2 separate regions of the Homo sapiens genome follow, and region 1 is linked to region 2. A link is an interaction called in ENCODE POLR2A ChIA-PET data of the cell type or tissue named here. Cell type or tissue: GM12878. All regions are shown on one strand. Each heading gives the region's core, and the rest is flanking DNA. Links, peaks and the distances in the headings are about the cores only.

Region 1 (5,379 bases), core at 254-5,253, 1.4 Mb after region 2:
TTTCAAACTCCTAGGCTCAGGCGATCTGCCTGCCTTGGCCTCTTAAAGTTCTGGGATTACAGGCGTAAGCGATCACGCCTGGCCTATTCAGCCTTTAAAGGGAAGGAAATTCTGACAACATGGCTGAATCTTGATTGTGCTAAGTGAAATAAGCCAGTCACAAAAAGACAAATACTATATGATTCCACTTATATGCAGTACTTAAGAGTAGTCAAACTCATAGAGACAGAAAGTAGAACAGTGGTTGTCAGGGGCTGGGGAAAGTGGGAATGAAAAGTTACTGCTTAATGGGTACAGAGTTTCAGTTTTACAAGATGGAAAGTGTTACAGAAATAGTTGCATAACATGAAAGTATTTAATATCGCTGAACTGTATAGTTAAAAATGATTAAAATGGCAAGTTTTATGTTTTGTGTATTTTAACACAGTAAAAAAAAGATTGAAAAAAAAAAGAAATGCAGGAAGGATAAATCCTCCCAAATAAAATATTTTATCAATGTAAATCTATAAAATCTATCATGTGAAAATGTCTCCACTTTTAGGAAACTGACACCTTAGTATTTTGAGGGGAAGGGCCATAATGTACGTAACTGATCCCACTGGAAAAATTATGTATACAGAAAGAGTAAGAACACAAATGGGGTGGTAAATTGTTAACAACACATGAATCTGAAAAAAAAAAATAGATGAATCTGGGTAAAGCATATAGGATATTCCTTTGTGCTATTTTTACAAGTTTTCAATCATTTCCAAATAAAAAAAAATTAAGTGTGTAAATACGAGATGGTTTCCCTGACAAGAATGCAAGCTCTGTGAGGCCTGTCCCCTGTTTAGTTCTATTCTGTGTCCTCAGCCTATGACACAGTGCTTGACACAAATATTCACTGAAAGAATCAATAACTGAATGATGATTCAGCATATTAAAAGGTCCCCAAGCCCAGCCTTTCAGATTCGGGAAAGCCTTTCTGTAGGAAGTTCCATCTCAGGTGAGACCTGAAGTATGAAGTGCATTTAAGACAGAGGGACAGAGTGTGCACAGACCCTTCCCTCCGCAAAAAAAAGCACTGCCAGTTGGGAGAACCAACTGGAACAAAGTGTGTGTGGGGAAAGAATGGGTAAGATGCATTAGCAAGGAACCAGGGACTGGATCAAACCACTTTAAGAGTTTGGATTCCTTCGCTGGGCGCGGTGGCTCACGCCTGTAATTCCAACACTTTGGGAGGCCGAGGCGGATGCATCACGAGGTCAGGAGATCAAGACCATCCTGGCTAACATGGTGAAACCCCGTCTCCACTGAAAGTACAACAAATTAGCTGGGTGTGGAGGTGGGCACCTGTAGTCCCAGCTACTCAGGAGGCTGAGACAGGAGAATGGAGTGAACCCGGGAGGTGGAGCTTGCAGTGAGCCGAGACACGCCACTGCACTCCAGCCTGTGCGACAGAGCGAGACTCCATCTTAAAAAAAAAAAAAAAAAAAAAAAAGAGTTTGGATTCCTTCCTGAAGGCTATGGGGAACCACAGAATGTGGCCAAAAAAATGGCACCTTAAAGAACCTAAAGTTTTAACAGCTTAAGTTAAACAAACTGTTATGGCTTACAGTCTTTAGCAACTTTCCAGCTACGACAGTTTATGCTGCACTTCAGTTTACTTAGATACTCCAATATAACTGTGCAAGCACTGAACCTGCAGCCAAATGAACATTCTCTCAAGACAATCACAAAGAGGAGAATCTGAAATGAACAGAGCAATTTTCTTCTGAATCTCATTTATGTCTGTAGGAACCTAGGCTTGCCATGACCTCATTATGTTTTTGTAAGCCTATTGCATAAGAAATGCCACTGGAAGTCAGACCACCACGCATTATTCTGACTGACACCAGGGAGCAATGAATGGGAGAGTGCAATTGTCCCCTGTGATGATAACCTCAAAAGGTCACAGACCTTTTCCAAACATCCATAGCTTCCTTCTGATATCCCAGAAAGCCAAACCCTCTATGGAAACAAAATGTGACTAGACGTAGTATGCAAAAACTACATTTTAAAAAGAAAAATCTCAATGACTGTAGGCAATTGCCTCCAGATAATGGCATGTTCCTAAAGATGCCATGTTCTAGAATTCAGCAGGAACAAGCAAGGTATCCACGGGAAAGAAAAACAAACCTTTCGCATCCTCTACTTTTCTAGGCGATTGCTTACATAAACAAAATTATAAGATGCTTATGAATATCTAAAGCATGTTTACACACATCCTCTGAAATACCTAAAGGAAGCATCTGTACACAATCAATTACTCTGTAATATGCACATATAATTTTGTTTCAATCCATGAAGAAACTTAGGTTGAACAGAGCCTCAGACAGGAGTGCTGATGAAGGGTTGAGGAAGTCATGGGTCCTCATCTAACAGAGTCCTTCTCTATCAATTCCTGACCCCAGGGTCTGTCAGGTCTTAAGGTTACCAATCTTGAAATGCAACTTGGTAGCACTGGTCCTACTTAAAGTGACCTCTGCATGCAATTGGCAAGTCATCCCTTGTCTGTGACTCAACTGTTCTCTGTAAAGTGGGTCTAATATTTATCCCTTCACAGAAATCTGAAGGAAAAACAGAACAAAACACCAGCCTGCTCTCAAACCTCAAGAAATAAAGATATTGGCTCTATTTTGAAATGAACTAAAATGTATTATCCATTCAACACCTTGGTTATATTTTTTAATGGCATATTTTCAGTTATTTGAAGGATGCTAAAGAAAGCAACACTCAACTCTGAATAATGTAGAACTGATTATTTTATTTTATGAGATGGAGTCTTGCTCTGTCACCCATGCTGGAGTGCAGTGCTGTAATCATAGCTCACTGCAGCCTCCAACTCCTGGGCTCAAGTGATCCTCCCACTTCAGCATCCCAAGTAGCTGGGACTACAGGTGCAAGCCATCATGCCTGGCTAATTTATTATTATTATTATTATTTAGAAATGGGGTCTTGCTATGTTGCCCAGGCTGGTCTCAAACTCCTGGCCTCAAGCAATCCTCCCACTCACACCTCAGCCTCCCAAAGTGCTGGGATCATAGGCACGAGCCACTGTGCCCAGCCACGACTGTTATTTTTAAACCCAGAATGCTGCTGATCATTAAAATAGCTACAAAAAGTGAAAATCAGCTGGCATGGAAGTGGTTAATTTTGGGACACCTGGTAACTTTCCACTTGTTAGAAACCTAATAAGTTTCTTGGTGTAAGTATACTCTTCTTAGCTTTGATGTCTAGATAATGCAGTTTTACTAGTTCCTCAATTGGACTGAATTACACGGTAAACAAAGACTGTTATAAATCTAAAAACATCTCAAACACTTGGTTTAGAGGAAATAACTTTAAGTGCTTGGTCACAAATACATTCAACTTAGTTCTAAGAGGTGGGTAAAAAAAATTAGCTGAGTCACTAAATTTAATGATCTGAAGGCCACAAAGAAAGAGAAAGTAGGAGACCGGGCATATCCAGACTTCACAATGTCTTTAGAGTTTAAATGTGATGGGAACCAGTGTTCTTAGCAGGCAACTAAGATACACAACAGAATCTGAATGTCCATTCTAATAATTTTCCAGTGCTAATCCTTTTTAAATGGAAGAGTTAAAACAGAGGGGAAAGAAGGATCCTTTAAAAATGGTAATTACTTTTATCTTTGAGCTGTACAGAGATATTTCATTAGAAAAACAGAAACACAGGACTTCAAAGTTTCCCATTTTATGCCAAGAGTCAACTACTTCAGAGAGGAAAATACTTCAGAAGTATTTTGGTTTCTCAGTCACAAATACATGCTGTAATAAAACATAATGCAAATATCTACGTGCCTTCTTCAGACTGTCACCAAGCATCTAGAGTTGTTTGTGATTTGTTTAACCAAGACACAAGGTCCCCACCAGAGTGCCGCAACTGGAAGGTAGAAGGAGGGTGTTTTCTTTTTTAACACCTCTATGAAACACTCAGGGCAAGAAGTGGTAACATTCCCAAGATAGCACACATTTTTGTAGGACCTAGAAATGCCACCGTGATCCCAGATTTACTATGACTGGGAAAGTTCATACTGTCAACAGCTCTATCAGCATACGCCTGGAAGTGTGTGTATCACTCTTCCAACACAGCGTGTGTATCACTCTTCCAACACAGCAACCTCATCCCTCTCTCCCCGAAGTAGGAAATGTTTGTGTGCTCTGTAATCTAGAATGCCCCCTAAGACAAAAATCTTCCACCATTATCCATAATAAAAATGACCATCTCCACCTGAGAATATTCAACAACTTCTGAAAACACACTGAGTTTCAAATAATCACATACAGAACACCACCAACTAGTAACACTGTAAGGAAATAATTTCATACAGAACTACAAGCAAAGGAAGTAAAATACTTGTTATCACAATTTTCCTTAATCTCAATAGGGGAAATAAATGGAAATATACATCGTAACTAACAGAAAGCAAAAAAGCATTCTTCAAACCTCCTTAAAACCTCGTATTTCTCAATATCTTACATTTCTAAGTCTTCAAAGCTATGAGTTCCCATTAGCAGCTGGTTAAAATGTTTGCATTTGGTAGACACTTGAAAAGACTCAGTTGGGGGGTGGGAGGGGTGGAACAAGAAATATATCTATGTAGGAAGCACTTTCCATGTCAGGTAGACATGGAAGTTTTCCAGAGGAATGTATTAATACTTACCAAATAGGCCAGGAAGGATGGGATATAAAAGTTTCAATAAGAAGAGAACACGACCAGGAGCAGTGGCTCATGCCTGTAATCGCAACACTTTGGGAGGCCGAGGTGGGCAGATCACGAAGTCAGGAGATCAAGACCATCCTGGCTAACATGGTGAAATCCTGTCTCTACTAAAAAAAATACAAAAAATTAGCTGGGCGAGGTGGTGGGCACCTGTAGTCCCAGCTACTCAGGAGGCTGAGGCAGGAGAATGGCGTGAACCTGGAAGGCCAGCTTGCAGTGAGCCGAGATCGTGCCACTGCACTCCAGCCTGGGCGACAGAGCAAGACTCTGTCTCAAAAGAAAAAAAAAAAGGAAGAGAACACTGGCCGGGCACGGTGACTCATGCCTGTAATCCCAGCACTTTGGGAGGCCGAGGCAGGTGGATCACCTGAGGTCAGGAGTTTGAGACCAGCCTGGCCATCATGGTAAAACTCCGCCTCTACTACAAATACAAAAATTAGCCAGGCATGGTGGTGGGCGCCAGTAATCCTAGCTACTCGGGAGGCTGAGACAGGAGAATCGCTAGAACCCTAGAGGCAGAGGTTGCAGTGAGCAGAGAGAGTGCCACTGCACTCCAGCCTGGGCAACAAGAGTGAAATTCCGTCTCAAAAAAAAAAAAAAAGAAAAGAAGGGAACA
Region 2 (5,379 bases), core at 142-5,141:
TGCAGGAAGGCTGGAAGTTGAGAGAAAGGTTGGGGTGATGGTCCAGGTAGGAGAGGATGAGGCTGAGCCCAGGGGATGGGTTGAGAGAGGGAGGAGGCAAGAGGATGGGGCTGAGGGCTGCTGATGGTGGGGCAGAAAAGGAGGGAGGGAGCAAGAGCCTTCCCAATTCCAGGTGGTGTGCCCAGGTCCCAGAAGACCCAGAGGCCTTCCAGAAGTGCCCTCTGGTGGGATGGGAGTGGGTTTTAGGGGAAAAAAACCCTGAGTTCAGTTTTGGGTATGAAGGGATGAGGAAGCTCGAGGGATCCCGGAACTGAGGTGCATTCCTAGAGGGGTGTTGGGGGCTGGATCTGCAGTTCAGTTGCAGTTTGTGAGACCCCAAAGGGAGCAGAATTCCTAGGTCCTGGGTTGGGAGGAGCTGGTGGCCAGGATCCCTGCTGAGTCCCTTGGCTGGCCCTGTTCTCAGTGGATTGGGAGCTGAGTAGGCTGCAGCGACAATGCAAAGTGATGGAAGGGGAGAGGCGGGCCTACAGCAAGGAAGTCCACCAGCGCATCAACAAGCAACTGTGAGCTGGGCGCCTGGGCCCTGAGCTGGGGAGGAGGGGGTCAGAGGGGCTGAAGACTGGACTCCTGGGTCCTGCCTTTAGTGATGCTGAGTTCTGCCCCCTTACTGGCCCCTCTTCCACCTCCCTGCCTGGGTAGTGAGGAGATCCGGCGCTTGGAGGAGGTACGGGGCGATCTCCAGGTGCAGATCAGCGCAGCCCAGAACCAGGTCAAGCGGCTTCGGGACAGTCAGCGGCTGGAGAACATGGACCGCCTGCTGAAGGGCCGGGCCCAGGTGCAGGCGGAGATCGAGGAGCTGCAGGAGCAGACCAGGGCCCTGGACAAGCAGGTGGGGTTTGAGAGGTGGTTCTACGGATCCTGCTTACGGGCAAGTGTTGTAACCTCCCTGAGCCTTAGCTTCCTCATGTGAAATTGGGGCTATTAGGCCGGGCACAGTGGCTCATGCCTGTAATCCCAGCACATTGGGAGGCTGAGGCGGGCAGATCACTTGAGGTCAGGAGTTCAAGACCAGCCTGGCCAACGTGGTGAAACCCCATCTCTACAAAAAATACAAAAATTAGCCAGGCATGGTGGCACATGCCTGTAATCCCAGCTACTCGAGAGGCTGAAGCAGGAGAATAGTTTTTCTTTTGTTTTGTTTTTGAGACGGAGTCTTGCTCTGTCGCCCAGGCTGGAGTGCATTGGCACAATCTCGGCTCACTGCAAGCTTCGCCTCCCAGGTTCATGCTATTCTCCTGCCTCAGCTTCCCGAGTAGCTGGGACTACAGGTGCCCACCACCAGGCCTGGCTACTTTTTTTGTATTTTTAGTAGAGACAGGATTTTACTGTGTTAGCCAAGATGGTCTTGATCTCCTGACCTTGTGATCCGCCCACCTCGGCCTCCCAAAGTGCTGAGATTACAGGCGTGAGCCACTGTGCTCGGCCAGGAGAATCGTTTAAACCCGGGGGGCAGAGGTTTCAGTGAGCCAAGATCGCGCCGCTGCACTCCAGCCTGGTTGACAGAGCAAGACTCTGTCTCAAAAAAAAAAAAAAATCGGGGCTATTGAAAGCATCCATCTGGTAGAGTTGTGTTCAGTGGAAACATAGATGTTTGCTGCTTTAGCACAGTCCCAGGCATTCAAAAACAGGACTGGTGTGGTTAAGCAGGAAAGGTTCGCATGTTAGAGTCCCCAAAACCTGCATTAGAGTCCTGGCTCTGCCATCGGAGCTCTGTGATCGGGGGCAGGCAGGTTTTCCCCTCTCTGGGCCCTAGTTTCTTCATCTGCAAACAAGGACGGTGGTAATGCCACAGTCTAGACAGGTTGCGAATCCCATCTGTTTTGGGACCTTGCTATTTGACCTTGCAAACAATGTGATTTTTCTAGGCCAGTGATCTGTCAAGTTTTTATGACCATGACTCATGAGGTGTAGTTCATACACACCAAGATGCATACAGATATACACACACACATATATTAATATATCTGAAACAGAAGTTTCAGCAAATAATATATATATATATATACATTTTTTAATGTGGGATTCATTCTGCTAAATTCTGGTCTAGCCTTCATTGAAAAAACCAATTTGTCAGTTGGGCACAGTGGTGCGTGTCTTGAGGCTGAGGGGGCAGAGCTACTTGAGCCCAGGAGTTTGAGGCTTCAGTGAGCTGTGATTGCCCCGTTGCACTCCAGCCTGGGCAACAGAGAGAGACCCACTTTCTTTTTCTTTTCAAGACAAAGTCTCGCTCTGTCACCCAGGCTGGAGTGCAGTGGCTGGCAGGATCTTGGCTCACTGCAACCTCCACCTCCCAGGTTCAAGCGATCCTCCTGCCTCAGCCTCCTGAGTAGCTGGGATTACAGGCACGTGCCACCAAGCCCAGCTCATTTTTGTATTTTTTGGTAGAGATGAGGTTTTGCCATGTTGGCCAGGCTGGTCTCAAACTCGTGGCCTCAGGTGATCCACTCACCGTGGCCTCCCAAAGTGCTGGGGTTACAAGCGTGAGCCATTGTGCCTGGCTCGGAACCCCTTTAAAAAACAAAAACCAGTGATGCGGCCACAGGTAAGGAGTCCCCAAGTCAAGGAATCCCATCTGCAGAAACTGGCAAAGGCAAGGAATGAAAAGACAAGGTCCAGACTGGGAGAAAATATCTGCAAAGCACGTATCTGATAGAGAACTTGTATCCAGAATATATTAAGAACTTTCCCAAACTCCATTAAAAAGACGGTCCATACCAAGTGTTGCGGGAAGGATGTAGAGGAAGCAGAACTCTCATACTCCACTGGTGGGAATGTGGAATGGCACACTACTTTTGGTACACAGTTTGCACAGTTAGGCAGGTTTGTTTTTTTTTTTTTGACGAAGTCTCGCTCTGTCACCCAGGCTGGAGTGCAATGGCACAATGTCAACTCACTGCAACCTCTGTCTCCTGGGTTCAAACATTCTCCTGTCTCAGCCTCCTGAGTAGCTGGGATTACAGGTGTGTGCCACCACTCCCAGCTAATTTTTATATTTTTAGTAGAGATGGGGGGTTTCACTATGTTGGCCAGGCTGGTCTTGAACTCCTGACCTCAAGTGATCCACCTGCCTCGGCCTTCCAAAGTGCTGGGATTACAGGTGTGGGCCACCGTGCCTGGCCCAGTTTGGCAGTTGCCAAAAAACAAAACGTATACTTGACAATATGATTCAGACATTCCACTCCTAGATGTTTAGCCAAGAGGAAAGAAAGCACATGTCCATATAATGAATTGTACATGAATATTCATAACAACCCAACTTGATTTGTAAAATCGAAAACTGAAACAACCCAAATGTCCATCGGTGGTCGAGTGGACGAGCAAATTGTGGTCTATACATGGAATGGAATGTGACTCATGAATAAAAGGAACCGGCTATTGATACACACAACATGGGTGAATCTCAAAATAACTACTCTGAGTGAAAGAAACCAGATACCCCTTTGATCCCCAAAAGAGTCCTTACTATACAATTCCATTAATATAAAATTCTAGAAAATCAAACCAATCTATAGTGACAGAAAACAGATGAGTGATTGCTGGGGGGAGACTCGACTGCAGGAAGAGGATGAGGTGAGGAAATACAAAAGGGCATGAGGAAACTTTTAGGGGCGATGGATATTTTCACTATTTTATGTCAAAACATAACAATTACACAGTTTATTTATTTATTTAGAGATGGAGTCTCGCTCTGTCACCCAGGCTGGAGTGCAGTGGCGCAGTCTCAGCTCACTGCAATCTCCACCTCCTGGGTTCAAGCAACTCTTCTGCCTCAGCCTCCTGGGTAGTTGGGACTACGGGTGCCTGCCACGATGCCTGGCTAATTTTGTATTTTTAGTAGAGACGGGGTTTCGCCATGTTGGCCAGGCTGGTCTCGAACTCCTGACCTCAGGGGATCTGCCCACCTCAGCCTCCCAAAGTGCTGGGATTACAGGCGTGAGCCACCGTGCCCATCCCACATTGAACACTAAATATGTGCAGTTTTACCGTATGTCATCTCTTCTTTCATAAAGCAATTACTGAGGCAGGAGGATTGCTTGAGCCTGGCCTGGGAGGTGGAGGCTGCAGTGAGCTATGATGGTGCCACTGCACTCGGCCTGGGTGACAGAGTGAGACCCTGTCTCTAAAAAAAAGAAAAAATAAAAGAAAGAAAGAAAATTTTGTTGGGATTCATGTGCAGTTGAAAGAAATAATGCAGAGACATCCCTTGTACACTTTGCTGCATTTTCCCCCAGTGTCAACATTTTGGACATTTCTTTTTCTTTTCTTTTTTGAGGTGGAGTCTCGCTCAGTCACCCAGGCTGGAGTGCAGTGGTGCAATCTCGGCTCATTGCAGCCTCCACCTCCCAGGCCAGGCTCAAGTGATTCTCGTGCTTCAGCCACCCGAGTAGCTGGGATTACAGTCACGTGCCATTACGCCCAGCTAATTTTTGTATTTTTAGTAGAGATGGGGTTTCACCATTTTGGCCAGGCTGGTCTCAAACTCCTGACCTCAGGTGATCCACTCGCCTCGGCCTCTCAAAGTGCTGGGATTACAGGCGTGAGACACTGCGCCCACCAACAATTGGGTATTTGGCTTTTATTGCAGCAACTGCTGAAAATCCAGTCTCACAAAGATGTGACATCTTCAAAAGGATGATAGCGCCCTCTCATGTTGAACTTGTGAACTGCCTTAAGCTAGCAGTTCATGTGGTATCTGACCAATATCAAGGTCTTCCTCAAAAATTTAAAACATCCTCATGCTGAGTCTTAAGTTTGCTGCAGCCTTCTGGGGTATCTTTGGTACGTGGATTAGTTTGTTAGGGCTGCTATGACAAAGTTCCACAAATTGGGTGGCTCGTATAACAAAAATATGTTTTCTCATAGTTCCAAAGGCCAGAAGTCCAAGATCAAGATGTAGGCAGGTTTGGTTCCTTCTGAGCAGTGTGGGGGAGAATCTGTCTGTTCCATGCCTCTCTCTCTCTGCTTCTGCCGGTTTGCTGGCAGTCTTGGGTACTTTGGCTTGTAGACATGTCACCCAATCTCTCAGCTCACTGCAGCCTCCACCCCCTGGGTTCAAGCGATTCTCCTGCCTCAGCCTCCCAAGTAGCTGGGATTACAGGCATGTGCCACCACACCTGGCTAATTTTTGTATGTTTAGTAGAGATGGGGTTTCGCCATGTTGGCCAGGCTGGTCTCGAACTCCTGACCTCAAGTTATCCACCCATCTCAGCCTCCGAAAGTGTTGGGATTACAGGCGTGAGCCACCACACCTGACCTCTGTCTTTATCCTTACGTGGCATTCTCCCTGTGTGCGTATCTATGTCCAAATTTCCTTTTTTG

Evidence for each region. ChIA-PET counts read pairs that join two places held together with the same protein. Peaks named below come from ENCODE experiments on the same cell type or tissue, not always from the same donor. Only the 100,000 strongest peaks of a DNase experiment are listed, where the experiment ranks them.
Region 1: POLR2A ChIA-PET joins it to region 2 with 8 read pairs; 2 of 35 experiments call an interaction of 5 or more read pairs at or near these places.

The regions. Positions count from the first base shown.
Region 1 is chr19:46,912,031-46,917,409 of GRCh38, reverse strand. All of the region lies in intron 1 of ARHGAP35 (Rho GTPase activating protein 35), which reads right to left. Among named protein-coding and RNA genes, the nearest start is that of ARHGAP35, 54 kb to the right of the region's middle. In GM12878, for the core only: no CTCF peak of the experiment used is centred there; DNase peaks (open chromatin) are centred at 289 and 3,319; H3K4me3 peaks cover 588 bases; H3K27ac peaks cover 571 bases.
Region 2 is chr19:48,313,897-48,319,275 of GRCh38, reverse strand. It overlaps ODAD1 (outer dynein arm docking complex subunit 1), which reads left to right. Exons shown (of 16, transcript NM_001364171.2): 4 at 464-563; 5 at 700-889. Among named protein-coding and RNA genes, the nearest start is that of ODAD1, 5.4 kb to the left of the region's middle. In GM12878, for the core only: a CTCF peak has its summit at 4,709; a DNase peak (open chromatin) is centred at 4,724.